Regions from separate parts of the Homo sapiens genome. Here regions 1, 2, 3, 5 and 6 are each linked to region 4. A link is a contact called in ENCODE Hi-C or POLR2A ChIA-PET data. All regions are on one chromosome and are shown on one strand. The core of a region is the stretch at or near the end of the contact, and the rest is flanking DNA. Distances in the headings are between cores, read along the strand shown.

Region 1 (4,304 bases), core at 1,690-4,189, 420 kb after region 4:
AAGAAGGCCTCATGGCCTGCATCCACGTGAAGGCAGGAGTGAGCCAGGTGGGTTACAGGGCTGGGAGGAGGGGATGTTCCAGGTGACACTGAGAGGAAAAGCAGAGGGCTGGGGTCAGGAATGTGGTGTGGCCAGCTGGGGCAGTGTGCTGAGGGGACGTGACAGTGGGCCAAGTCCATGAGGGCAGATGGATCAGGGCTGGTCCTCCCAGGCTGCTGCCAGGACTTTGGCTCTTAGTGAGAGAGATGGGCCACCGGATAGGAAGGCCCACACAGTGGCATCAGCTGATTCCAGGATAGCAGTGGCAACCAAACCTCAGCCAGGCCCTGTTCTAAGCACTTTAAGCATTTTAACTCACCCAGGTCTCACATAGCATTATGGAAGAAAGGTTCACCCACATGCTCAAGGTCATACAGCCAGGAAGTGATGGAGCTGCTTTACAAGCAGGCAAGCTGGCTTGCATCTACACCGCCTCTGTTTTATACCATCTTATGGTTTAAAAGAACCACTCTGGGCCGGGCGCGGTGGTGCACGACTGTAATCCCAGCACTTTGGGAGGCTGAGGCAGGCGGACCACAAGGTCAGGAGATCGACACCACCCTGGCTAACACATTGAAACCCCGTCTCTATTAAAAATACAAAAAATTAGCCGAGTGTGGTGGTGGGCGCCTATAGTCCCAGCTACTCGGGAGGCTGAGGCAGGAGAATGGCTTGAACCCAGGAGGCGAAGCTTACAGTGAGCGGGAGATCGCACCACTGCACTCCAGCCTGAGCAACAAAGCGAGACTCTGTCTCAAAAAAATAAAAAGAATCACTCTGTGGCCAGGCACAGTGGCTCACGCCTGTAATCCCAGCGCTCTGGAAGGCTGAGGCAGGCAGATCATTTGAGGCCAGGAGTTCGAGACCAGCCTGGCCAACATGGTGAAACCCCGTCTCTACTAAAAATACAAAAATCAGCCGGGCGTGGTGGTGGTGGACGCCTGCAGTCCCAGCTACTTGGGAGGCTGAGGCAGGAGAATCGCTTGAACCCGGGAGGCAGAAGTTGCAGTGAGCTGAGATCACGCCACTGCACTCCAGTCTGGGCGACAGAGCGAGATTCTGTCTCAAAAAAACAAAAAAAAAAAAAAAGAAAGAAAGAAGAATCACTCTGTGTCCAGAAAAACTATAGATGGTGGATGGGGAGTGAGGACCTAAGGTGACAGTAAAGAGAATTAGAGGCTCACCAGGTAGGCTGGGCCAGGATGTTAACTTGAAGGTGGTGAGAAATGGTCTGTGCTTAGAAATAGGTGAGCTGACGGGGCCTCCTTAGGACTGCATGAAGGTGTAAGAAAGAGAGGAATCAAAGGGACTTTAGATAGGCCAAGGAATGTTTTGGCATGGGTGAAGATTTGAGTTTGGTTTGGATATGGCTACTTGGCGCCAAAGTAACACATGGAGATATGGAAGAGGTGGCCAGAAACACCAGGCTGGAAATCAGAAGAGAGGCCAGGGCTGGAGCTGTGAAGATGTCAAGGAAAGCTGGCATTAAAGTCAGGAGGCTGGGTGACATCACAAAGGAGAGGGCTACAACAAGAGAGTCTAAGACTGGGCAAGCCAGCCAGAAGCACATTTCCTACCCCAAGGTCACGGTGAGACTACAAAACAACCCCTGGGAAGTGCTCCACACAGCGCCTGGCCGCAAAGGGCTCAAAGGGGAGCTCTCTGCCCGTAGGCCTCCCCACTGCTCCAGCTGACCAAACACCGCATGCAAACCCTGCCTTGCCAACAGGACTATCGGACAGGAACGGGCTCACGGCAAGCTCCCCTGGACCCTTGGCACGGGGAGAAAACCCGTACACTTGGACAGCACCCTTCCTCCTAGCCCACTTGCTGTGTTGGCTAACAGAGGCACTGGCTGTGACGGGCCAGCACCAGTGCCAGCGCCATGGAGGCTGCCTTTTGGTCAAGTCTCTCCCGCTGCAGCCTCCCGCCCAACCCAGCGGCAGTATGACCTCATCCGTTCCTTTTGTCATCCTCCAACAGGCCTCATATCCCGCACTTAGAGGCAACACTGGGTACCCCGGGCTGGCCATTCACTCCCTTTTGTGAGTGAAGGCCTGCAGCAGGGTTTGGGCCACTCCCACAGCTGGGAGTCTAGTCTGGCCAGGAAACAGTGGATCCTCGCCTGGTGGTTGGCCTCGAACAGTCGACAGCCAAAGACAGGACTGCCGTGCAGGAACAAGGTACATGCAAGCATGCAAAAAGGCAAATCAGACTCCTGCCACAAGAAACCCAAGTCCATCGGTTGACACCAGACAGGCATCACTGTCAACAGGTTGCCACCTTCCATTTATTTCCGCCATGCTCATTGTTACAATAAAACCGTATCCCAATTATCTACGTGACACTCAACCCGTGAGCATTCTGTGGACAAAAAGACTTAGGCGACTTCTTGGATTTCCCAAACTGTGTTAAAGCCGGCAGGGTCCCAGGCGAGCACTGGCCCTGTCCACACCTTTCCCGCCTGAAGGCGATGCTAGGCTTCGGGCCCTCCGGGAGAGGAGCCTCTTTACCCGGGCGGACAGCGACGAGAGTCGGCAACGCCTGGGCCCGGGGCCCGCCCCCCAGCCCCGGAGGCGTCCCCACCCCGCGCTCTCCACCGCCCGCGGCCATGTTGCCTCACAAAGGCCGGGCTCCGCGCCCCCGCCCCGCCCGCGGCCTCGGTCCCGGAGGGAGGCGGGAGGGAAGGGCGCGCCCTCGCGCAGGCCGCGGCGCCCGCCCAACCGCCCGCGGGCGCCCCTCGCGCCCCGCACCTACCTGAGGCGCCCGCGGGCTGCCCAAGCCGCCCGCAGCCAAACCACAGCCGGGAAAGCCTCACCGACCGACCGCCGCAGCCATCTGGAAAGCCTGTCCAGGCTCTCCGGTCGCCGGCACCCGCCTGCCGCGCCGGGCGAGCGGAGGGCGGGCCTTCGCGGCGTGCGGCCAATCCCCGCGCGCGGCCGCCCCGCATTGGGGGAGCCGCAGAGCGCGCTGCGGAGGCCGCCAATCGGCGGCGCGTAGCGCGTGTGTCCGCCGCGCGCGGCCCAATAGCGCGGCCGCGCGGGAGGGACCAGGCGCCCAGGCCGCGGTCGCGCTAACAGTCGCTGCCCAGGCGGGGCTCGCTGGACTGAGGGCGGCGGCCGCGAGGAGCGCCGGGAACGGGAAGCACCGGGAATGCCGGGAGCAGGGGAGCGCGGGAAGCTCGGGGAGCGCGGGGAATGCCGGGAACAGGGAGCGCGGAGTACGCCGGGAGCGGACACGCAGACGGGCCACCTTCGGTGGACACTGCAGAAGAGACCGTGCACACACAGGCGTTACACAACCCTGTTAAAAGCATCACTGTATCAGACATCATCATTTATAAAGAACGCGTGTGCTCAACTGTCTGGCGCTGTCCCCTTTGCTAATACAGGATTTCCAAAACAGGGAGGGTTCGGCCGGGCACGGTGGTTCGGCCGGGCACGGTGGCTTGCGCCTGTAATCCCAGAGTTTTGGGAGGTCGAGTCAGGAGGATTACTTGAGCCCAGGAGTTCGAGACCAGCCTGGCTAACATAGTGAGAGCCCAGTATCTACAAATTTTCTTTCTTTTTTTTTTTTTTTTTGAGGCGGTGTCTCGCTTTGTCTCCCAGGCTGGGGTGCAGTGGCGCGATCTCAGCTCACTGCAACCTTTGCCTCCCGGATTCAAGCGATTCTCCTGGCTCACCCACCCGAGTAACTGGGATTACAGGCGCCCACCACCACGCCCGGCTAATTTTTATATTTTTGGTAGAGACGGGGTTTCACCATGTTGGCCAGGCTGGTATCAAACTCCTGGCCTCAATTGATCTGCCCGCCTCGGCCTCCCAAAGTGCTGGGATTACAGGCATGAGCCACCGCGCCGGGCCCAAAATTATTTTTAATTAGCCGCGTGGTGGCGGGCGCCTGTGGTCCGAGCTACTCGGGAGGCTGAGGTGGAAGGATCACCTGAGTCCAGGAGTTCCAGGCTGCAGTGATCCGAGATAGCACCACTTTCACTCTAGCCTGGGCGGCAGAGTGAGACTCCGTCTCAAAAAAAAAAAAAAAAAAAAGGAAAACGAGGGTCTGAGTAAGTGAGGGTACAGCTCTTCCTTAGACTAGCTTTCCTGTCAATAAATGTGGAAGGAATAGTGGAAATAGAAAAATTTTCCACTGGGTAGCCACCCCAATAATAGCTGCTGTAGACGAAAATCTTGAGTGATAAAAATAGTGGGCCGGGCCCTGTGGCTCACGCCTGTAACCCCAGTACTTTGGGAGGCCGAAGCAGGCGG
Region 2 (4,668 bases), core at 1,668-4,167, 510 kb before region 4:
ATCCATTGGGTGGATGGCTTGAGCCCAGGACTTTGAGACCAGCCTGGGCAACGTGGCAAAACCTGTCTCTACAAAAAATAAAAAATTAGCTGGGCATGGTGGCACATTTCCTGTAGTGCTAGCTACTCAGGAGGCTGAGACAGGAGGACTGCTTAAGCCCGGGAGGTTGAGGCTGCAGTGAGCCAAGATGGCACCATTGTACTTCACTCTAACCTGGGCGACAGAGCAAAACCCATCTCAAAAAAAAAAAAAAAAAAAAAGCTGGGTGCGGTCAGTGGCTCACGCCTATAATCCCAGCATTCTGGGAGGCCAAGGTAGGCGGATCACCGGAGGTCAGGAGTTCAAGACCAGCCTGGCCAACATGGTGAAACCCTATCTCTACTAAAAATACAAAAATTAGTCAGGCATGGTGGCGGTTGCCTGTAATTCCAGCTACTCTGGAGGCTGAGGCAGGAGAATTGCTTGAACCCAGGAGGTGGAGGTTGCAGTGAGCCGAGATTGTGCCACTGCACTCCAGCCTGAATGACAGAGCAAGACTCCATCTCAAAAAAAAAAAAAAAAAAAAAAAAAAAAAAAAAAAAAAAAAAAAAACTTGATATGGGCCGGGCGCGGTGGCTCACACCTGTAATCCCAATACTTTGGGAGGCTGATGCAGGCGGATCACTTAAAGTGGGAAAATCGCTTGAACCCAGGAGGCAGAGGTTGCAGTGAGCCAAGATCACACCACTGCACTCAAGGCTGGGTGACAGAGTGAGACCCTGTCTCAAAAACAAAACAAAACCTGATATGTGGCAAAATACTGAAAGAATGCAGAAGACTGAAAAGCTGAAGTCCTCTTCTTCCCCAGAGCTGCTTCTGTCCTTTGAAAAACATTCTGTACATATTCAAGGCATATTAATCTCTTGTTATACAGGTGATGTTGACAGTGGCCAGCAGATATGTATGTCCCTTTCCTGTAGGTGACAGACCCAATTGCTGCACACAGGTGGTCACAGTAAACAGAAAGCTGGCAGCACTCCCACTTGGAAGGGCTGATAGGCTTGGCCTTAGAGTTGTGGGAGGACACTCCCTGATCAGGGTACGAACCCTTCTCTCTGCCCCTTCCAACTCCTGTGGAGTGTGTCTGTATCTAGTTGGTGCTAACTGCTACGTGCTTGGCAGGGCAAGGCAGGGTCACCACCTCAGCAGGCGTTTGTCCTCCTCCGGCATGATGCTACCCTAGCTGCCCAAGGTTCTAGCCTGTGTATGTTATTACATGGATTTTTTTACACATAAATACATAGACTTCAACTCACTTTTCTTTTTACAAAGTATACAATATACCTTGGATGTATTTATATCCCAAGACAGGGTTCTCATTCTTTTTCATGTGTTTTACTGTATGGGTAATATGGGTAATAATTTTTTTTTTTTTCTGAGACAGAGTCTCGCTCTGTAGCCCAGGCTGGAGTGCAGTGGCGAAATCTCAGCTCACTGAAATCTCCGTCTTCCGGGCTCCATCTTACATGCCCATAATCCCAGCTACTCAGGACGCTGAGGTAGGAGAATTGCTTGAACCTGGGAGACAAAGGTTGCAGTGAGCCGAGATTGCACCACTGCACTCCAGCCTGGGCAACAGAGCTAGACCCTGTCTCAACAACAACAACAAAGAAGGAGGAGAAGGAGGAAGAAGGAGAAGAAAAGAAAAAAAAAAGTCGTCAAAGGATATTAATTGTCGATAGATAACAGATAATGCCAAAAAATATAGAAGCAATTCTTAAAACACAGTGTTGGAACTGGTCCACAGCTCTGATTTTTAATGAGCTCCCATTTCTGAGGCCAATATAAACTTCATTCTATGCTGCCCATCTCTGACAGGTGGGCATTAACTACCAGCCCCCCACGGTGGTCCCTGTGGGAGACCTGGCCAAAGTGCAGCGGGCGGTGTGCATGCTGAGCAACACCACGGCCATCACGGAGGCCTGGGCCTGCCTGGACCATAAGTTCGGCCAAGTGCGCCTTAGTGCACTGGTACGTGGGGGAGGGCATGGCAGTGGGGGAATTCTCCGAGGCCCGCGAGGATCTGGCAGCTCTGGAGGATTATGAAGATGTGGGCATGGATTCCGTGGAAGCTGAGGCTGAAGAAGGCGAAGAATAGTGAGGGGAGGGTGCGGCAGGCAACCATCCCTCTGTATTCCCCACCATAACGCTAGGAGAGCTAATTACCTATTAAAATTTCCGTATTGCAAATTAGCCGGGCGTGGTGGCGGGCGCTTGTAGTCCCAGCTACTGTGGAGGGTGAGGCAGCCGAATGGCGTGAACCCGGGAGGCGGAGTTTGCAGTGAGCCGAGATCGCGCCACTGCACTCCAGCCTGGGCGACAGAGCGAGACTCCGGTCTCAGGAAAATAATAATAAAATAAAAAATAAAATTTCTGTATTGCGATACTGTCTTTCTCCTGTGTTGTACTTTGAGAGATTCCTCCTCCAGATAACCCTCCCTGAAGTCCACCTCCCCAGTACGAGAGTGAGTGCGGGCTCTGGTTTTTGTCGGGTTCTTTCGTGCAAGCGTCCCAGGCCCCGTTTTATTTCTTCCGTCAGAGGTCATTCCGAGGCGAGCTGCCGCCCCTGCGGCTTTCGAGGCTCCCAGGACACTGCCGCTTTCCGCTCCCGGGCCGCTCCCGAACGCTGGGGCCGCTCCATCGTGCCGGGGTGTTTACGGAGAAAAGTGAGGCCTGAGCGGACGAAAGAGAAGCCCACGTGGGCGACAATACTGGTAGTCCAGGGAGCTGGGACGACGCGGGCGCGTCAGAAACTCGCACGCTCGCGCCGCTTACTAACCCAGCTAGCTAGGACCTCGCCCCGCCCCGCCCCGGTGGCGGGGGCACCTCCGGCTCTCCAGTCTCTATGGTACCAACTTCCGGCGCGCGCTACCCCTCGCGAGACTTCGGCGGCGCAGCAATGGCCAGAGCGTGAGTGCCGCTGACAGAAGTCAAGAGAATCGGCTGGGACGGGGTTGGGGCGACAACGGGCCGGGGGGGACCCGACAGGCCAGAGCCCCTTGGGGAGGAGCGGCGGCTGGAGGCGCGAGGCTCCTCCGGATGCCCGGAGAGCCGCTTGCGACTTAACTCCCGCCTCTTTCCCAGATGCCGCGTCACTGCTCCGCCGCCGGCTGCTGCACACGGGACACGCGCGAGACGCGCAACCGCGGCATCTCCTTCCACAGGTCAGCGCGCGTGCGCCGCGGGCTCACGTGCGCATGCGCTAGTTGTTGCTCGCCTCGGGTCGCAACTGCGTAGAGGCTTCGCGCCTTTCTCAGATACTGAGGAGGCTTGAACCTGTGGGTGGGAGGTGAAGCGGAACGGTCCCGGCGGGACTGAATGCAGTCGGGAAGGGGAGGACGGGAAGTCTAGCCGGCTTGGACCCGCCCCACTCTGTTACCTGCCAGATGACGCTGAGGAAACTGCTTTTCTTCTCGAGGCCTCCGTTGCCTCGTCTGTGCCCGGGCGGTGGTGCTTACCCGGCGGGGTCGCAGGGAGGTCTCGTGGCGGCGCGTGTTGGGTCTGCGTTTCCCCTCTGGGGTGCTTGGGCAGCATGAGCCCAGGGCTGTGGACAGCCTGGTGCTCACGGGTTTGTGGCTCCACAGACTTCCCAAGAAGGACAACCCGAGGCGAGGCTTGTGGCTGGCCAACTGCCAGCGGCTGGACCCCAGCGGCCAGGGCCTGTGGGACCCGGCATCCGAGTACATCTACTTCTGCTCCAAACACTTTGAGGAGGACTGCTTTGAGCTGGTGGGAATCAGGTGGGCCTCCCTGCCGGCCGACGCTGGGGTAGGATGTGGGGCTCCCGGCGGACTGGGACAGCTGCAGGTCATGGAAGTCCCTTGAGCAGCCTGCGTCCAAGGGGGCTGTTTCCTGTTCCCAGCTCTGCACAGTGAAACCCACCCCCAGGATCACTGTGCCTGTGACACAAGGGGAAAACAGGAGCCTTTCCAGAGAGTATCTTTCAGAGCCCCAGTCTTGCCAGCAAGTCCACAAATCAAAGAATTCTTTCTGGCTGGTCAGCCCAGCTCGGCTTATGCAGGCTTTCCACACACCTGGACTGTGAGGAGTCCTGCGGGGAAGCGATTGGTGTAGCTGTAACTTGGCGTTCCCCAGACGTATTGTTTGCACGATGCCTTCCAGCATCCCACGGCGCTGCTGCTGGGGGCAGATTGGCCTGGGGAGGCAGCACTTGCTCTCCAGCTCATCTGGGTTGCTTTTCCCCGCAGTGGATATCACAGGCTAAAGGAGGGGGCAGTCCCCACCATATTTGAGTCTTTCTCCAAGTTGCGCCGGACAACCAAGACCAAAGGACACAGTTACCCACCTGGCCCCGCTGAAGTCAGCCGGCTCAGACGATGCAGGAAGCGGTATGTGATATGGGTGGGGGATGCCCCACTCCCACCCCTAGGCTGAGGGACTGGGCCCTAGGGGTGTCTGCCAGCAGTCTCGCTGGACAGGGTTCTTGCTACACAGAACCTGTGGATCGGGTTTGGGTGTTAAGGGTGGATCAGGTGGGCTGGTGGAGGGGGGTCTGGCAAGCCCTCAGCCTAGCCCATCAGTCTCTCTCTTCCCCCTTACCAGCTGCTCCGAGGGCCGAGGGCCCACAACTCCATTTTCTCCACCTCCACCTGCTGATGTCACCTGCTT
Region 3 (4,176 bases), core at 732-3,231, 480 kb after region 4:
CCAGCCTCCCTTGTTGTGTTTCTGACCCCTGGCTGCAGCCTAATGGGCCGACTGCTGGACAGCGGTCCTGAGTCCTGTTTGAATTGGTGCTGCCCCGACATCCTCTGACCTCAGCTAATGATCCTGCCTGCCGAGGGCAGACAGGTCTCTGCAACCCTATGGGTGGTAGGGGTGGTGATGAGAGGAGAGGTAGTCTCACTTGCACAGATTTTGGTGTATGGTTCTGTCTTTTGCACTCTTTCAACAGAGGTCTGTCCAGTCCCTCTTGCAAGTGTGGGGAGGGGGTGGTGCAGGACTATGAGGTAACTGTGAGAAGAGGGGCTCCAGCAGAACCAGGGTCCAATGGCCTTGAAGAGATGGCTGGGGACAGCTGGACTCATTACGTCTACTCCTAAATGGAGGAAACGACCCCTCAGCTACACAGCACCTGAGCCAGAATGTCACCATGGTGCTGCTCCACAGGATGACAGCTACCTGGTTTGTGAGGGCCCCTATTCTAGGGACAGCTACTTCATTCTGCCCTCCCAGAGCAGCAAGCAACAACCCTATGCCAGGAGGCCAATTGGCACGTCAAGTGCCAGCTCCAATCGATTGATAGTAGCTGCCTGGCTCTGAAAGGCAGCTGGGATCGATTCACCATGCTGCCAGCACACAGATGGACCCAGCGGTGGTCCCAGCAGTGAGTTCTTGCCTTGGGCCATTTCATTTTCTTTGTCCTGGCCAAGGAATGATTGGATGAACACACTGGACTCCCAATATGGGTGGATAAGACAAGAGTGTCTGGTCACACCCCTCCACCACTCATAAGCATGGTTGTGGGCAGTTTGGTTCCCCAGGCGGCCTTGGAGAATGCAATGAGCCGAGGAACTGGTCATCTCCAGGTGCATCCAGGGCAGGAAAGGATGACAGCATGCGTGAGCCAGGGTCACTGGCTAAGAAGTCATCTCAGGACCTCCCCCTAGAAAAGCCCACTGGGCAGCATCCCTGCTGGTTCCCCCCTACACCACAAGGTTACGCAGAGCTGGCGGAGGGTCATGGTCCCACTCATGTCAGGTGCTCTTAATCTGGCAAGGAAATGTAACCTACGTGAATCTCAACAGGCAGTGAAGCACCGTTTCTTCCTGACTCCAGGTAGGGTGAAGAAAATGGGACAGTAGTACGGGGTGCGGGCATAAACGCACAACTCTGCCTCCCCAGACGCAGAGCTGTGGGGCTGTGAGAATGCCAGGAGGAGGTAAGAAAGGGCGGCCCCATGGGGGGCCTGCAGGGTGGGACAAGCCCAAGAGGTCTCTACATCCAGGCCTGGTGGGGGAGGTGAGCCCCTGGTTTACCGAGGGGGTCCCTTCCTGCCCTCGGAAATACTGCAGCTCCTACCTCCATCGTCTCCCCGCTGCGGGGACCCAGGGGCGTGAGGATGAGAGAGCCCCCAGGCCCCAGGGTCAGACGACTGTGTTCAAGCAAGTGAGAACCTCTCTGAGGCTGTTTCCCAACTGTAAAATGGGGATAGCAGCAGAACTCTCTCTCGCGGCTTGCGTGAAGAATACAATTCGATGTCGACAGGAGGGAGCGGCGCGCAGCGCGCAGCGAGTAGCAGGCGCTGAAGAAGGATACCTGTGAACTGGGAGTGGTGGCGGAGGCTACGCGGCCAGAGTCCGGGGAAGGGGCGCCGGCTCTGCCAGTCCCTGCTCGGGGCTGGATGGTCGGGGGATGTTCTCGTAAGTCGGCTGGGAGGGAGCGGTCCCGCGTACCCTGCCACCGCCGCCGCAGAGGTTCGGGCAGGTGCGGGGCCGCGGCCCCTCCGCGAGGGGGCCGGTCATCCGCCGGGACTGACATCCCGGAGGCCCAATGGCAAGCCGTCATCTCCGCGCATCCGCCCAATCGGCGCCGGTTGCCGTGCCGCGCCGGGTCTCTCGACCAATGGGAAAATTTGCTGTCAGATGGGGCGGGGCGGAGATTCGCGTCGCCGGCCCGGTCCGCTTTGCGCACGGGCCGCGTGAGGGCGGGAGGGCTGGCCCGGGGTCTCGGGTTGCGCGCTGGGCCTGGAGGGAGGGGGCGGCCCCCGCACCGGTCCGAGTTGCGGCCGCGTGGACTGCGACCCGCGCCGCGCCGCACCGCGCCGCGCCCTGGGAACGCCGCTCCCCGCGCGCCAACGGACCCGGGGAAGCCCTTCTGGGGTCCGAGGCCGCGCTGCGGGGCCGCCCACGCTGCGCTCCAGGTAAGCCTGAGCCAGTGGGCGGGGTGTGGGACCCGGGGCTGGGGCCTCGGGTCGGAGCCGGGACTGGGGGCGGGGCTGCAGATATGGGACGCATTCCGGGCAGCGGTCCGGACAGGGTCCTATCCCTGGAGTCGAGATCCGGGCGAGGGTCTGGGCCGGACGTCGGAGCCAATCTCCGCCCCACCCGCGTCTTGTCCGCGCGCTCTGCGGCGTCCGAGACCCCGGGCCGGCGGGGGCGGGTCTCTTTGTGCGTGGCCTTGGGGCCCTACCCTACCCGTCCGGGCGTCTTGCACTGAGCACTCCAGCCGAGCGCGGCCCGACCCCGCAGCCGTGCCCGCCCCGCGCGACGCTTGGCGCCTAGCTGCCAGGGCCCTGCAGCCGCCGAAACTTTCCAACAGCCCGAGGGGCGGCAGGCCGGGAACTTTCCTGGGGCAGCGCGCCGCCGGGAAGCTCAGGGGCACCGACGGCCCGGAGGTGTCCTCGCGCCGCGCTGCTCCTGCCGCCTCGGGGGTGAGAGAGGGCGCGCCACCCGGACCCCCGGCCTGGGTCCCCCTCCCCACGCCGCCCTGCGCCCCCTCGGTGCCGGTGCGGAGACATGTCATCTCCACTCTGAGGGAGACTGCTCGGTTTGCTGGGGAGTCGCCCTGGGCAGGTGGCCTGAGAGCTCCAGCCTATTTTAATTTTTAAATAATTAAATATTGGCTGCTTACAATATTTCACCGTTTCTTAGCTATGTGTAATGTAACATACTTAAAATGGAACTAAAGGACTTCAGCTCCCTTTCCCTACATCCAGGCATATTTAGAAATAAGGAAAAGAAAGGTGCCCCGTGGGTATTTTTTAGAGTAGGCTCTTAATGCTGCTGTCTAATAACCTCAGGTGAGTACCCAGGCTGCTGTGGGGGAAACCTCCCCTATGGTATGGGCCAGGGGGGTGCAGTGGGAGCCTCCACCTCTCCCGACCTTAGCTTCTCTGGGGTAGCTGCCTTTACTTCTTCCTACTTCTTAACTACTGCCTTATCTGCCTTTACTCTGGGATCTGGGCGGTGTTTAGAGGTCTGGTCCAAACAAGGCAGGTGTTACCTATCTTGTACTCACTCTATTGGAGCTGGGATGGTGCTGAATGCAGGGGGGCAGTCAGCGCTCTCTTGCCCGGTGTGCCATGCCAGTGGCCGGTCAGCTCCTAAGCAGGTGATCCAGGCCTTAGATCAGGCGACAGTGTGAGCCGCAGCGTGTCTGGGAAGGCATTTCCCCCAGTCTTGCCCCATCCTATCCGCAATGTCTGCTCCCAGCTGTCCCCTGTCCCCACCCTACCCCCATTCTGGGGTCCACCAGCGCCCAGCAGAGGACTGGGCACAGAACATTCGCTAAGGGACTCAAGTCCCAGCTGAGAGGGTAGTTGAGCACAGCCAAGCCAGCCCCTGCCCAGCTCTTGGCTGAGCTGCCCTGTCAGGCTTTTCAGCATAAACACAAGGACCTTCTGACCAAGGTTCCTCCTGGGAGAACAAGTTCTGACCCTCAATCCTGCTAAATTTGAGTCTCCCCACCCACCACATCTGGGCTGCTTGGCTCCCATGTTTGCTCTGGCACTCCCTCCAGAGGTGGCCCTGTAGTCTCCCCCCAGTCCCGGGGCCCTCTGCATCTCTGTGGCTCTGTGAGGGTAGGGTAGCACCCCTCCTTCTGTTTGTGCTACACAGGGATTCAGGGTGAGTTCCCTGTGCTCCTTCACCCCAGGAGTCTGGCCTGGGGGAGCATGAGGCTGTCCTGAGTAAGGACAGAAGGTGCAGGAGCAGCAGGATCCCCGGTCTCTGGGTGGAGCAGGGAGCTCTGCACACGGATGCCAGGCACCACCCTCTGTCCAGCCCATCTGTCGTGCTCCCCGCCTGGCCCTGGCAGAGGGAGTGACAGGGTAGAGCTGGGATAGGGAGTCAGGGCCCATTCTGTAGACAGGGCCAGGAATGG
Region 4 (4,647 bases), core at 1,286-3,785:
CTGACCTCATGATCCTCCCACCTCGGCTTCCCAAAGTGCTGGGATTACAGGCGTGAGCCACTGCGCCCAGCCGATTCTCTGCCTTGAAGATGGTGCTTATTACAGTGTCCTCACCTGGCAAAAGTGGGGGATGAGCTCCTTCGAACCTCTTTTATACACTGATCCCATGGTGAGGACTTCACCCTCATGACCTAAACCCCTCCCAAAGGCCCTACTTTATAATAGTATCGCACTGAGGATTCAGTTCCAACATATGAATTTTGGGGGTACCGACATTCAGACCACAGTGGCCTTCTTGTTGCTGCCCCAGGATTCCTTTTCCTCTCCTCTCTGGGTCCACCCGTACACCTGGTCCCATTGGGCCTTGGAGGTCAGTCTTCCCCTACCTGGAGCCAAGGGGGGCCTCATCTTCCCCCAGACCTGCTCTTGCTCTGGCTCCCCTGTAGGCAGGGTGGGCCTACTTCCCCACCCATCTCCTGGGCTCATTCTTCACACATCACTGGGCTTATACTGGGGAACCTGCTTCCTTCCCAGGTTTCTAGCCTGCTCCACTCTGGTCTTCACTCCCTGCCTGAGACCACAGCACTGTGGCTGGCTCCCTACTCAGTCTTCGTCTCTACCATATTGGCATCTGCCCACCCTGGCTACAGGGTGCCCTCAGGGCTAAGTCAAGCCTCCAAAGGGCAGGGTCTGCTCTCCAACCTTCCCTTCAGGCTCAGAAAATTCTGGAAACCTCCACACCACTCACTTTGAAGGATCTCACCTCCACGTTTGCTGACACTGTCGGCTTCCTGGAATGCTTTTCTTAATCCCAAAGTCCTCCTCTGTTACACAGTAGGGGGGTCTCCTCCAGAAAGTCTTTCTAGGAGGAAGCCCACTCCCATTTGGAACCTCTGCCTCTGGAGGCCAATCCCGTTCTCTTGATCCTTGTCTGGGACCCTCAGTTATCTCTCTGGACTCAGCCAGGACAGCAATTCTCTTCCGTGTATTTTCCTCCTTTTACATTCCCCTTCCACCAATTTTTTTTTTTTTTTTTTTTTTTTTTTTTGAGACGGAGTCTCGCTCTGTCACCAGGCTGGAGTGCAGTGGCGCGTGATCTCGGCTCACTGCAACCTCTGCCTCCCGGGTTCAAGCGATTCTCCTGCCTCAGGCTCCCGAGTAGCTGGGACTACAGGTGCGCGCCACCACGACCGGCTAGTTTTTTTGTGTGTGTTTTGGTAGAGATGGGGTTTCACCATGTTGGCCAGGATGGTTTCCATCTCCTGACCTCGTGATCCGCCCGTCTCGGCCTCCCAAAGTGTTGGGATTACAGGCGCCAGCCACCAAGCCCGGCCCCACCTTTCTTTTTAACCATGAGCCATCTCCAGCCACATCCTCCCCCTACCACTCTCTCCACCCTTCACAGTCCCTCTCAAAACCACAGTGTGGGACACTCCAACCTTATCCCATCAGGAGGCTCTGTGGCTCCAAGCTCTGGGCGCAGCCATTACGGATACGCCTCGGAGGATGGGACCTGCTCGAAGGTGAGGTGGAGAACAATGAATGCCAAGACCCGCGCACGGACCTCTGGGACCAGGCTTTAAGACTGGGAATTAGATTTACTGCAAAATCTCAGTAAAGGAACGGGCACACAAACTAGCACCTGTTCACTCTGGCGGTGTTAAGCGATTCTCCCCGATATCCCGCAGGGGGCGCGCTACGGTCAGCGGCACCGACCGCGGAGGGAGCGGGGAAGGAGCAGGCCGCGGGAGGGAGGGAATGAGCGCGTGACGAAGGGAACAAGTGGAGGAGAGGAGGAAAGAAGGGAATCAAAGAGGGAGGGAGGCAATGGGAGAAGAGGAGAGGGAGGGAGGGAAAGAAGGGGGGAAATGAGACAGGGAGGGAAGGAATGAGAGAGGGAGGAGAGAACGAGAGTTAAGGAGGGAGGGAAAGGGAATGAGAGAGGGAGGGGATGAGAGGGGGAGACAGGGAGGGAGTGAATGAGTGAGGGAGGAAGGGAATGGTGGGTAAGATAGGAAGGGAAGGAATGAGAGAGTGAAGGAGGGAGGGAATGAGAGGGGGGGAGTAAGAGAGGAGAGAAGAGAGTGAAGAAGGGAATGAGGAAAGGAGAGGGAGGATATGAGCGGGGAGGGAGATAGTGAGGAAGGGCAGGAGGAAGTGAGTCGAGGAATGAGGGTAGGACCGAGGCAAGGAAAGAGTCAATGGATTCAGACGGGGCGACTCTCGGCAAATTCGCTCATTCGTTGGTTCGGCCCCGCCAAGTGCCAGGTGCCGCGCTAGTGCGGGGACTCACTGAGCCTTGGCGATCGCTGCTGTCCTCCGCAGAGCGCCGGAGTGGAGCCGCCCCCTGTCTCCCCGCCCCAGGGCCGCCCCCGCGCTGCTACCCGGCCAGGCCGGGAACCCCCGGGCCTACGTCTGGCCCGCCCGGCGCCTGCGCGGCGCACCCACGTGACGGCCCAGGCCCCCGCCCCGCCGGCTCCTCTCGCCCAGCCTCCCGCCTCGCGCCTCCCGCCTCCCGCCTCCCGCCTCCCTCCAGCTGCGAGTGCGGCCTCGGCTGGCGGCGGCACCAGGTCAGCTGCGAGGCGTGAGCCGAACGGGCCGGGCGGCAGCGAACGCGGGGGTCGGGCGGCAAGCAGGCATCGCTGGGCCGGGGACAAGCTAGCGGCGCGGAGTCCGAGGGGCGCGGGGGCGGGCGCGGGCCGGAGGCTCGGGGGCGGCGACCTGAGGAGAGCCCGCGGCCTGACGTGGCGGGGACGCGGCCGGCGGGATCCCCGGGCGCGGGCGCGTAGGGGCCGGGATCTGGCGCTCGGCCAGGGGCCAGGGTGCGAGGCCTCCTCAGCGCGGCTGCTGGCGCGCCGGCCTCCTGGCACCCGGGCGGGCCCTGTTGCCTGCGGCAGGTCCGAATGCGGCCTTCCTGGCCGCGACCCTCCGCGCTGGAGCGGGCGGCCTTGCAACAGGCGGGCGATTTGGGGCCGGCCTGACGAGCCTCAGTTCCCTCGATCGGGCCCGGGGACTGCAGCCGTAGGAGCCCAGCCTTGCCAGCTCTCCCGGTTTCCTGAGAGGAGCCGGAGATCGCGCTGTCAGTGCAAAATCACCAGAGCGCGAAGCGTCGGCTGCCAGTTCTGACCATTTTAGATCCGGTGCGGGCCGAGCCGAGTGGATCTGGGGCGGGCAGCGGGGCACCGCCACCTTCCGCCTGGGCTCCTCACTGGGCGCCCTCGCTCCGGCCCTCCGCGGGGCCGAGTGCCTCCAAGACGGCTCCCTGGGAGATTCTTCCAGAGCGCACCCTTTGGAAGGCTGCCCCGCTGGGAATCAGCACCCACTCCCTCTCCTCTACCGCAGCCGCCCCCTTTGCCTTTGTGGCCGACCTTGCTTCATGCTGCCAAGGATTGAGTTTCTTTGAGGGGATACTGCTCGTTCGGGGGCCCTACAGAAGGCTGAGGGTATCTACTCAGTAAAATCGTACCGAACTGAAAGTTCCTCTGAAATGATTTTGACTCTGCCATCCATCACTTCATAAAAATTCATCTTGTATCCTTCAGTTTGTAGCTATGTGGCACATTAAGCTTCCTTTCTTCTCCCCACTGAAACTTCGAACAGTACAAAACGGGGAACTTGGCTTGTGATGACTAAAATTGGGGATATGAGACTGGGGGCGGGCGCGGTGGCTCATGCCTGTAATCCCAGCACTTTGGGAGGCCAAGGCTGGCAGATCACCTGAGGTCAGGAGAGACTAGCCTGGCCAACATGGTGAAACCCCGTCTCTACTAAAAATACAAAAATTAGCTGGGTGTGGTGACACGTGCTTGTAATCCCAGCTACTCGGGAGGCTGAGGTAGGAGAATCGCTTGAACCCAGGAGATGAAGGCTGCAGTGAGCCAAGACCCTACCACTGCACTCTAGCCTACACCATATAGTGAAACCTCTTCTCTACAAAGAAAATTTGAAAAATTAGCCGGGCGCAGTGGTGAGCTCCTGTTGTTCCAGCTTCTGAGGAAGCTGAGGTGGGAGGATCACTTGAACCTGGGAGCTTGAGACTGCAGTGAACCCCAAGCTGTCTCACCCCAGATAGCCAGGACTACAGGTGTACACCACCATGCCTAGTTAATTTTTAAATTTTTTGTAGAGAAAGGGTCGCGCTATATTGCCCAAGGTGGTCTTGAACTCCACCTACCTGGACCTCCCAAGGCACTGGGATTACAGGCATGAGCCACCATGCCCAGCCTACTTTGCACTTTTTTTTTTGGGGGGGGGGCAAAGTCTGGCTCTGTCGCCCAGGCTGGAGTGCAATGGCACAATCTTGGCTCACTGCAACCTCCACCTCCTGGGTTCAATCGATTCTCCTGCCTCAGCTTCCCCCTTCCTCAGCCTTCCCAGTAGCTGGGATAACAGGCATGCGCCACCACGCCCCACTAATTTTTGTATTTTTAGTAGAGATGGGGCTTCCTCATGTTGGCCAGGCTGGTCTTGAACTCCTGACCTCAGGTGATCCTCCCACGTTGGCCTCCCAAAGTGCTGGGATTACAGGCATGAGCCACTGTGCCCAGCCTACTTTGCACATTGTTTTTTTGTTTGTTTTTTTGTTTTTGAGACGGAGTCTCGCACTGTCATGCAGGCTGGAATGCAGTGGCGTGATTCTCCTGCCTC
Region 5 (4,430 bases), core at 1,931-4,430, 420 kb before region 4:
CGATTCTGTGGATAGAGAGAAGCGGCATACTTCTTTTCCTTCCTCTAGAAGGAGACTCAAGTCATTAACTTTTTCCTTTTTTTTTTTTGAGACAGAGTCTCACTCTGTCACCCGGGCTGTGCAGTGGCGCGATCTCGGCTCACTGCAACCTCCGCCTCCCGGGTTCGAGCGATTCTCCTGCCTCAGCCTCCCGAGTAGCTGGGATTACAGGCACCCACCACTACGCCCAGCTAATTTTTTGTATTTTTAGCAGAGACGGGGTTTCACCATGTTGGCCAAGATGGTCTTGAACTCCTGACCTCGTGATTCGCCCGGCTTGGCTTCCCAAAGTGCTGGGATTACTGGCGTGAGCTACCACACCCGCCCATTAACTTGCTTTTTGAAACAGCTGTATTATTAGTACTCATGACCTCAACATAAGCATATGCATGGCTTAATGAATGCCTGGTATTAATTATATAATTCACGCTCACAAACGAGAGGAAGAATTTATTCAGTCATATTACAAATCTCACTACAGTGGGTTCTAAGATTCTCAACTCCTTAAATTGGAATTATATTGTGCTCAAAGTTGACTGCAACTACCAGCATCTGCCAGGAACCGCAGGTTTCACCAATCAGATTCTTGGTGTCCTGGTCTTTGTTATACAGTATTTGATTTATAATCACTTTCTCCCCACTTTTAAAGTCCATTTAGTTCAGTAGTTAATCTTGTAGTCATTATACTGTCATGGCTTTTTTTTTTCTATCTCTATCCCACTATGCAAACAGTTGGTGTCCTCAATTATAATAGCTTTTAATGTTTAAAGTTTAGAGTAATACCCGGTCGACAAATCCATAAAGTCATAAACATCTAACCCTGGAAAAACTGTATCAACACCCAGTCCTTTTAAAATAGATGTTTAAGAAACGAACTGGCCAGTTTGTTACTTTAAAAATTCTAGGCAACTTTTCAACTCAAATTTGGGATAATTTAAATAAAAGAAACCTCTGATAAAATCAGTGTTACAGGGCAAACACAACAATAAAAGCAAATCTCTGCTAAAACGCTTAAGGCAAATTAAAGCAACTAATCAATTAAAATAACGTATTTCACTTGGAAAAGAGAATGCTTGGTCACTTTGCGTTAATTTTAAAATAAGAAATACAAAATCATTAGACTTAACACAAAAAGCATGTCTGAAATTGAACTAGGATACAACTAAGTGTCATTCAAAAATTTTCCTTAATAACATTCTAGCCTAATTCCACCTTGGAAATTAACCAGACTGATCTCTGGCCTACTAATGGTCCTCGGGGAGAAAATATGCAATAAATTTTCCAAAAAATATCCTCGCTGAAGCCAATGCACCTTCTCTTATCTTTGTAATTAACGTACTATAAAAGTGGTGGTGTCTGGCCTGCTTCAAACTTGGCACCACAGTATCAATATACAGTTCTGATATTTTGGTTAAAGGTTTTTTTGTTTCTAAACGCTAAAGCATTTTCATTTTTTTGACTGTTCCAAAGGCTGCAGTCCTGGAGTTCTTAACCTGGAGTTCAGAGATCTGGAGGGAGTACAAGCACCCGGGATGGTGTGCAAACTTGTGTGTACGTGCCTTTGGCGGGGAGGGGTGGGGGTGGGGGTGGGGGTGGGGTGGTGAGTGCTCGGCTATCTTCAGATTCTCAAAGAAGTCTATGGCTTAAAAACGGTTTTTGGCCGGGTGTGGTGGCTCACGCCTGTAATCCCAGCATTTTGGGAGACCGAGGCAGGCGGATCACGAGGGCAAGAGATCGAGACCATCCAGGCCAACATGGTGAAACACCGTCTCTACTAAAAATACAAAAATTAGCTGGGTGTGGTGGCGTGAGCCAGTAGTCCCAGCTACTCGGGAGGCTAAGGCAGGAGAATCGCTTGAACCCGGGAGGCGGAGGTTGCAGTGAGCCGAGATCGCACCACTGCACTCCAGCCTGGCGACACAGCGAGACTCCGTCTCAAAAAAAAAAAAAAAAAAGAGGTTTTTAGAAAAACCAACAAATCCCTGCATCAGTATTACACCCAGAGAAAGTCACGAAAGGCAAAAAGCGTGCATTTTAACTATGCAACCACCGTTAAACATTCAAAACGCATCCTCTTCACATTGAGAAACAGCCTCGTGAGAGGGAAAAAAAAAAAACGCATCCTCTTATCCAGTGACCCAGATCCTGACACTAGCTTTCTGTTAGGAAGGCCTTCTGGAAAATAATTTGGTTCAGAATGCGGGGAATATGGGTTCAAGCGCGCCCCACCCCCCTATACAAGCACTCTTCGACAGACCCGGTTCTCGACCTTCCTCCGCGGTCGGGGAGGGCTCTCGCGTACCTGGGCGCAGGCTCGATGAGGGTGGTGGTGTCCAGGTAGTGGATCTTGTAAAACTCCAGCAGGGCCGGCAAATGGTCAAATTCCTGGTCCCCGATCTTAAAACGGCGGTTGGGCAGCGAGTTGATGATGTAGTGGGAGACCCGCGAGTTCTCGGACACCGACAGCACATAGTCCCCAGGGCAGGTGGAAGAATCGCGGACGAGGAACATACCGTGGCGCTGGCCCTGGAGCCGGGTCTGCGCCTCCTGGCGAGACACCGGCCCCATATACCAGGCGGAGCGGTCCGAGGAGTCGAACCTGGCGGAGGACATGGTGTTGGACCGGGGACTCTGCGGCGGTAGGGGCGGCGGCTGTCCTCGCCTGCTCTGCACGCCTTAGCCCGGCAGACGGCTTTGGGGCCGAGGAAGGGCCTCTCGCACACCTCGAGGAGCGCTCAGAGGGCTGGGCCAGCACTTTCCTCTCGGCTCCGGGCCCGCAGCATCCTCCGACGCCGCCCGCCTGCTCCGGGGCCGCCACACGGAGAGAGCCGCCCGGGAATGCACGGCAGAGCCGGGGGGTCGGGGCAGGCAAACCCGAGCCGCAGCGGAGGCCACCCCGGGGTTCTCGGGCTGCTCGGCGTCCCAGGGGTGCCTCCAGTGACTCCCGGCCTGGAACGCGCCGGCGCCGCAGCTCGACGGGTCTTCACCGACCCCCGCCGTCACACGAGGCACCGAACTCGAAGGAGCGTCGCGCCTCCGGGGTGCTTTTGCCCAGCTTGTTCCCAATAGCCACAGCAACAAAATGGCGGACGCGGGAGAAGCGGCAGCCACCTCCCCCTCCGCTCAGCGCGCTCCGTCTGCGCACGCGCTGGGCCCCGGCTCCCGGCGGCCGCCGGGGCCCTCCCGTTACGTCACACAGCGCAGCCAATCAGGAGCACCGTCGCGACGATCAGGGTGGGCGCTGGTCGCGCCCGCTCCCGCGTTCCAGGAGGAGGCTGAAGAGGCGCCGGCGGTAGGCACTCTCTTCCTGGGCCGCTGCGCGCCGCTGGGGGCGCTGCGGCTGCCGGGTCTCCCAGCGCTGGCAGGAAAACAGCTGGAGCCGAGAGGGAACCGCGTTTCGAAAACCTGCTTCTGGGAACAAAGCGTAACGTGCAGGCTGAATCGCGGGCCAGGGAGGCGTGGCACTGAGGCGACCTGGCCAGCCTAGGGGCCTGAGGGAGGTCAAGGACTGACAGGTCCCGATGGGCCGAGGTGGCCCAGTAAAAGGATGAGCCCAGGGGCAGATGTGACCACCAGATAGGTGACTGACTGAATGACTCAGTCCCCAGGTGGCCTGATAGGCTAAGGAAGCCCTAGTGGCTACGTGACCCGCTAAATGGAGTGAGAGGAGAGAGAAGGTGAGGGTTAGATTGACTCAATTAAGTGGTCAAGGAAGTCCACAAGTGGGTAACCTGGCTATCATGGGCTCTGAACTGCTGAAAGTAAAATACAAATGCCTCTCGGGCGTGGCCCCGAGGCTTCCCCTGCCCCGGATTATGCCTGCTTCTGCCTATTTATTAATCCCTATTTGTTTTTGTTTGTTTTCTTTCTTTCTTTCTTTCTTTCTTTCTTTCTTTCTTTCTTTCTTTCTTTTCTTTTTTCTTTTCTTTTCTTTCTCTCTCTCTCTCTCTTCCTTTCCTTTCCCTTTCCCTTTCCTTTCCCTTTCCCTTTCCTTTCCTTCTTTCGACGGAGTCTCGCTCTGTCACCAGGTTGGAGTGCAGGGGCGCGATCTCGGCTCACTGCAACCTCCGCCTCCCGGGTTCAAGCGATTCTCCTGCCTCAGCCTCCCGAGTAGCTGGGATTACAGCTGTCCGCCGCCATGCCCTGCTAATTTTTGTATTTTTAGTAGAAACGGGGTTTCACCATGTTGGCCAGGCTGGTCTCAAACTCCTGACCTCAGGTGATCTGCCTGCCTCAGCTTCCCAAAGTGCTAGGATTACAGGCGTGAGCCACCGTGCCCAGCCTGTTTGTTTTATTTTGTTTGTTTTTGAGACAGGTTCTCCTTCTGTCACCCAGGCTGGAGTGCAGTGGAACTATCATGGCTCACTGCAGCCTTGATTTCCCCATCTCAA
Region 6 (4,581 bases), core at 1,327-3,826, 290 kb after region 4:
TCTCACCTTTCCTTTGCTGCAGTGTGTGTCAAACACATGAATGAATGAGCAAATGAGTGAATCAGTCCCTGCCACCAGACCCCACAGGGTTACATCAAGGCCACCGAGGCTCAGCCGGGACAGGACTGGCCGGTATCACACAATCGGTGGGGGGAGGGCATCACACCCGGACTTCTGCACACAGGGCCTCTTTGCCAGAGGCTGGGCTGGAGCTCGACCCCAGGGCCACCTGGCTCACCTCATCTGTCCCCATAGCCACCTTTCAGTCCCCACCATGGCCACCATCCCCTTGTCCCCCACCTCCGTCCCCACAGCCACCCTGCCCACGGAGTTGATCGCTTGATTAAGCGCAGCATTTCAGTGCCCAGGGAGAAAAATCAATTCGCTTGGTTCCACTTTAATCCATCAGTTCCATTTCTGATAAATGTCCCCGTGCTGGAGTCACCATGTAGCCGCAGTGCCCCGCAGAGATTAGCTGCTAGGTCAGGGCAGCCAGGGCGAGCATCTGGCGAGCTGGGGCAAGCCTGGACCCTCAACTTGCCGTGACTCCCCACCCCTCTTCCCAGCACTTTACATGGTGGTAAGTGTGGGTACAGAGGTCAGAGCCCAGCTCTGGCCCCACCTGCCAGGGCCTGGATGAGCCCAGCTCCCAAGCTGCGAGCTGGTGACATTGTGGGGCTGGGATTAAATGGGATCTGCGGCTGCCAGGCTGGGCTTCTCAGGAATGAGCTGGCACTGGAGGACGAGTGGATTAGACGCGAGGTCAATATTTGTGGAATTGAATTGAATCTGTCACTTGGGGCGTGTATGTTCCAGGTAATTTTGTGGTTTCTGCCTCTGGCAGGAAAACCCAACACGATGACTGCCCCTCGCAGGCCACAGTCAGCCCGGCCCCAGGAGAGAGACCCGTGGAGCCCTATGTCTCAGCAGGCAAGGTAGGGGGACGGGGCAGGGGCAGGGAGGTCCCCGAGTGCTGGCCAGGGGAGGAATCTGCAGTGGTTGCCGGCTAAGGAGGGTCTGCCCTGGCCCCTGGGGCATGGAGGCCCCACAGCCAGGCCCCACCCCCAGCTCCTGGGACCTGCTGGCCTTTTAGGAGACGGGGGAGGCTGGGCCTGACCTCTCTGCAGGTGGTGTCACTGCAGGGCCACACTGCACTGTGCTGGTTGTTGTCCAGGGTGGGCAGATAGAGGGATGTGGACGGTGGGAGCCAGGGGAAGGGCAGAAGGGGACACTGGGCCACCCTGGAGAAGCCAGGTCAGGGCTGGCCCAGCAGGATGGGGGCTCTCTGCCTCTATGGCCAGCATTCCCAGCTGAGTCCCCAACTCTGCAGCCAGGAAGCCCCGTAGTGTGAAGGATGGGGACATCGCGATGCCCTGGCCCTGAGCCCACCAGGTGGCCCCAGGGCCCCACCCTGCCTGGCTCTTCCTGCATGGGTCTGGGGTGATGGGGGCTCATCTGAGGCCCAGTGCTGCCCACCTCGAATCCCCAAATCCCAAATTGGATTAGTTGTGTTTAGAAAGCAGCAAAGCTGCTATATTTGAGCAAAGGCTCAGCAGATTACCCTGGGCCAAGAGGGTGTCTGCCTGTGTGAGGGGGATTTGAGGAGGAAAAACTGCACTAAACAAGTGTTCATTGAAAAGAAACTTGGGGGATCATCTGAGTCAGCCGGGCCCTCCACCTGCCCCATAACACCTTCTCCAGCATGGGCTCCTGCTGCTGCTGGGACAACCAAGCAGGAGTGGACGGGGTCAGGCCACAGGCCACTGGGCCCAAGGCCAGGAAGGGGCGCCCAGGACTGCCCATGGGAGAAGGGCGTGGTGCCGACACGAGGTCACCTGGAGTCCCTGGGACTGGCCCTCCACCTCGTGACTCAGTCGCCACCCGGTGGCCCTCTCAGAAGCCCAGGGCCCAGCATACAGGAAGCTCCATGAGTGCTCATCATCACACACACTCCAGAGGCTGAGAACATCTTGGAGGCCTGGGGCCTGCTGGCCAGACCCTGTCCTGGGCCCTGAACACAGGCTGGGCCTGGAAGGGACAGTGAGGGGGGCCAGAGCCCATGCCTGCTCAGTGCAGCAAGCCCAGGCACCTGGTGGGTGGGCCCTGCAGCCAGGGAGGCCCCTGCACCCCACCCTTCCCAGCCCTGCCCTGGGTACCGTGTGCCACATCTCAGAGCCCACCCATGGGGCCCTCCCAACTCCAGCCAGGAGGGAGGATAGAGAACTTTTATTTCAGAAGAGTGCAAATAAACAAATCCTTCCTTCCCCCACCATAAAGAGCCCGGCTGGCTTTAGGAGAGAAGGCAGAATTTTTAGCCTCTCCTTTCCTCAAGGCACAGCAGGCCGAGCCTGTGTCACTCATGGCCCCTTTTACAAGTAAAGAATCCAGCTCTGGGCAGTCAGGTCTGCCCAGTGGAGGTGTTTGCCCTGGGGGGCCGGCTCACCTATCCGTAGGACCTGGCTCCTAGGGGTCCAGCCAGTCCCTGGCCTCCTGTTGATACGGAAAGGAAGTGCTGAGAAGGGAAAAGCGTGGTCCCTTTAAATGATACAGAGGAGGGACGGGAAGTGCTCCGTAGAGAAGGGCGTGGTCCCTGCCTAGGGCTCCACCCCCACGAACCTAGGTGAGGACAGGCATTTCCTGCCCAAATGTTGCATTTCCCAAGACCACCCTGGCCTGCCATGCCTCCATCCTATGCCTATAAAAACCCAAGACCCTAGCAAGGCAGAGACAGAAGCCTCTGTGTGGGGAGAGGAACACACTGGTGGAAGAAGACAAGCTGCTGGACATCCCGAGAATGTTGCCTGACTCCAGGGGAAAACCATCTCCCCTCTGGCTCCCCCATCTGCTGAGAGCTACTTCCACTCAATAAAACCTTGCACTCATTCTCCAAGCCCACGTGTGATCCAATTTTTTGGTACACCAAGGCAAGAAACCCTGGGATACAGAAATTCCTCTGTCCTTGTTATAAGGCAGGGGTCTAATTGAGCTCACTCTCACCAGCCACCTACAGACCGCTAGACTAAAAGACCACCCGGTAACGCACTCCCACTGGGGTTTCAAGAGCTGTAAACATTCACCCCCAGACACTGCCATGGGGTCAGAGCCCCACAGCCTGCCCGTCTGTATGCTCCCCTAGAGGTGTGAGCGGTGGGGCACTGAAGAAGCGAGCCACTCCCCCGCTGCATGCCCTGCGCCCTGCGCGGGGTAACCAGGGAACCCTTCCTGTTTCACTGTTTCACTGGGTAGAGATCTCCCGGCTGGAGACAGAATGGTGGGGAGAGGCCAGATGTGCCCAGCAGGTAGGGGATTCTCCAGGGGGGAGGCTGAGGCTGTTAGGAAAGGAGGGGCTGAGGGGGCGCCACAGCCCTCCCCGCTCCGCACCACACCCCACGTTAAACCCCTGTCCTCCACTCCTCTCCTGGGGCTAAGGAGGCTGAGAGTAGAGCTCAGAGGCCCACGCCCAGCACACAGGAGGCAGTGGGGGCTGTGGACGGGGCCAACGAGCCATGGGGTTGCTGGGCTGAAGCACCGGTGATGGCAGGCGTGTGAGAGGGAAGTGGGGGTGAGCCAGCCCTGTGGGCCTCTAGGCCCAGCTTCTGGGTATCCTGGCCCCCTGGAATGACCCAGGGCAGGAGCCTCTGACACCCGCCCCAAATGCCTGTGACCCCGTCCTGAGTGGGGGTCCTCCTTCTGGCCGTGACCGCCCTGGAGTGGCTTCTCAGCATTTTGTGGTCAGCACTCTCAGCCCCTCTGCCTTGCACCGTGTCATTTTCAGCAGATCCTGAGCCAGAGAAGGCCATCAATTATTCAGCTCCTGCCTCTCAGCCTCCTCCGTTAGTACCTCTTAAAGCCGGGAAGATAAATCTCTCCGCTTGCTCCGTGGCGCCGACAGGAAGCAGGGCGGCACCAGGACCGTGACAGGCCCCGGCTGGGCCCCGGTTTCCCGAGCCAGCACAGGCGGCCTGCAAGGCTTCTCTGCTATTAAATCCATAATTCAGCGGCAACGCAGCTGGGGCCTGGCACACAGGGTCCCTGTGATGAGGAGGGGCTGCCCCTGCCGGAATGCACCAGAGGCTGCCACCAGGGAGAGAGTTACAAGGACCACTTCCGTGGACCTGGCAGGTCCTAGGGCCCCCTTTAAAATTGTGCCTGGGGAGAGTCCCTGGCGCTGCTCCGGAGGATCATGGAGCCCGACTCTACTCACAGGGGAGACCACACAGCTTCTGCGGGGCAAGACAGCTGAGGAGCATGTCAGGCAAGCGACGGGCATGGGGGGTGGGGGGGAGCACAGCGTGGTCTGCATGCCCTCAGCCACGCCCAGGGTGACCCTGGAGGCCTGCATGGAAGACCCTGGAAGCGTCCTTGGCCACCCCTGGTGGAAGAGACAGCTCCAGCCTCACCTTTCTAGGACAGTGCCATCTGCCACCAAGGCAGCTCCAGAGAGTGGGACAGCTGTGAGAGGCGGGACCTGTCCAGGCTCCCTGATGGGCACTCACAGCCCCCTTCACCCTCAGCGAGGCACTTGCCCCAATGAAAACTGAGCAGTTGGACAATCTGATGTCTTGGAGGGTCCAGGTCAGC

What was found. Hi-C counts contacts between places; a loop is a spot of excess contacts on that map. ChIA-PET counts read pairs that join two places held with the same protein, here RNA polymerase II (POLR2A). Pooled maps may share reads with other maps.
Region 1: a map of gastrocnemius medialis shows a loop between it and region 4 (6-fold over the local background). The contact joins the promoter of DGCR8 here to the promoter of KLHL22 in region 4. A Hi-C loop is called at or near these places in 1 of 168 maps with a recorded cell type or tissue (gastrocnemius medialis) and 6 of 50 pooled maps. POLR2A ChIA-PET finds 5 or more read pairs at or near these places in 3 of 52 experiments (A673, B cell and HEK293T).
Region 2: a loop to region 4 is called in a pooled map, with 6 times the contacts of the local background. The contact joins the promoter of THAP7 here to the promoter of KLHL22 in region 4. A Hi-C loop is called at or near these places in 1 of 168 maps with a recorded cell type or tissue (K562), 5 of 37 single-sample maps with no recorded cell type and 12 of 50 pooled maps. POLR2A ChIA-PET finds 5 or more read pairs at or near these places in 3 of 52 experiments (AG04450, B cell and GM12878).
Region 3: a loop to region 4 is called in a pooled map, with 13 times the contacts of the local background. The contact joins the promoter of ARVCF here to the promoter of KLHL22 in region 4. A Hi-C loop is called at or near these places in 1 of 168 maps with a recorded cell type or tissue (gastrocnemius medialis) and 7 of 50 pooled maps.
Region 5: a loop to region 4 is called in a map of gastrocnemius medialis, with 6 times the contacts of the local background. The contact joins the promoter of CRKL here to the promoter of KLHL22 in region 4. A Hi-C loop is called at or near these places in 6 of 168 maps with a recorded cell type or tissue (CD4-positive, alpha-beta T cell, K562, ascending aorta and 3 more), 5 of 37 single-sample maps with no recorded cell type and 16 of 50 pooled maps.
Region 6: a loop to region 4 is called in a pooled map, with 4 times the contacts of the local background. The contact joins the promoter of LINC00896 here to the promoter of KLHL22 in region 4. A Hi-C loop is called at or near these places in 4 of 50 pooled maps. POLR2A ChIA-PET finds 5 or more read pairs at or near these places in 2 of 52 experiments (OCI-LY7 and RWPE1).

The regions. Positions count from the first base shown.
Region 1 is chr22:20,078,876-20,083,179 of GRCh38, reverse strand. It overlaps DGCR8 (DGCR8 microprocessor complex subunit), which reads right to left and starts at 2,939. Exons shown (of 14, transcript NM_022720.7): 1 at 2,797-2,939. RefSeq lists enhancers at 1-16, 2,121-2,180 and a silencer at 2,441-3,060.
Region 2 is chr22:21,000,367-21,005,034 of GRCh38, reverse strand. It overlaps THAP7 (THAP domain containing 7), which reads left to right and starts at 2,917. Exons shown (of 4, transcript NM_030573.3): 1 at 2,917-3,203; 2 at 3,624-3,779; 3 at 4,248-4,388; 4 at 4,603-4,668. The coding sequence starts at 3,124. It overlaps THAP7-AS1 (THAP7 antisense RNA 1), which reads right to left and starts at 3,113. Exons shown (of 2, transcript NR_027051.1): 1 at 2,206-3,113. RefSeq lists silencers at 1,922-2,312, 2,954-3,063, 3,084-3,253 and an enhancer at 3,854-4,063.
Region 3 is chr22:20,014,628-20,018,803 of GRCh38, reverse strand. It overlaps ARVCF (ARVCF delta catenin family member), which reads left to right and starts at 1,981. Exons shown (of 20, transcript NM_001670.3): 1 at 1,981-2,215. It also overlaps a transcript of TANGO2 not described here. RefSeq lists a silencer at 1,690-2,089.
Region 4 is chr22:20,493,683-20,498,329 of GRCh38, reverse strand. KLHL22 (kelch like family member 22) reads left to right here and starts at 2,535. Exons shown (of 7, transcript NM_032775.4): 1 at 2,535-2,570. LOC101928824 (a long non-coding RNA gene) reads right to left here and starts at 2,417. Exons shown (of 4, transcript XR_007068011.1): 1 at 1,643-2,417. RefSeq lists an enhancer at 1,369-2,021 and a silencer at 2,216-2,875.
Region 5 is chr22:20,916,157-20,920,586 of GRCh38, reverse strand. CRKL (CRK like proto-oncogene, adaptor protein) reads right to left here and starts at 3,180. Exons shown (of 3, transcript NM_005207.4): 1 at 2,342-3,180. The coding sequence starts at 2,652. RefSeq lists an enhancer at 2,464-2,523 and a silencer at 2,814-3,263.
Region 6 is chr22:20,204,327-20,208,907 of GRCh38, reverse strand. LINC00896 (long intergenic non-protein coding RNA 896) reads right to left here and starts at 2,576. Exons shown (of 1, transcript NR_026919.1): 1 at 371-2,576. LOC105372862 (a long non-coding RNA gene) reads left to right here. Exons shown (of 3, transcript XR_938009.3): 2 at 845-935; 3 at 2,663-2,890. It overlaps LINC02891 (long intergenic non-protein coding RNA 2891), which reads left to right and starts at 3,990. Exons shown (of 4, transcript NR_038460.2): 1 at 3,990-4,255; 2 at 4,409-4,575. RefSeq lists enhancers at 481-1,011, 2,220-2,459.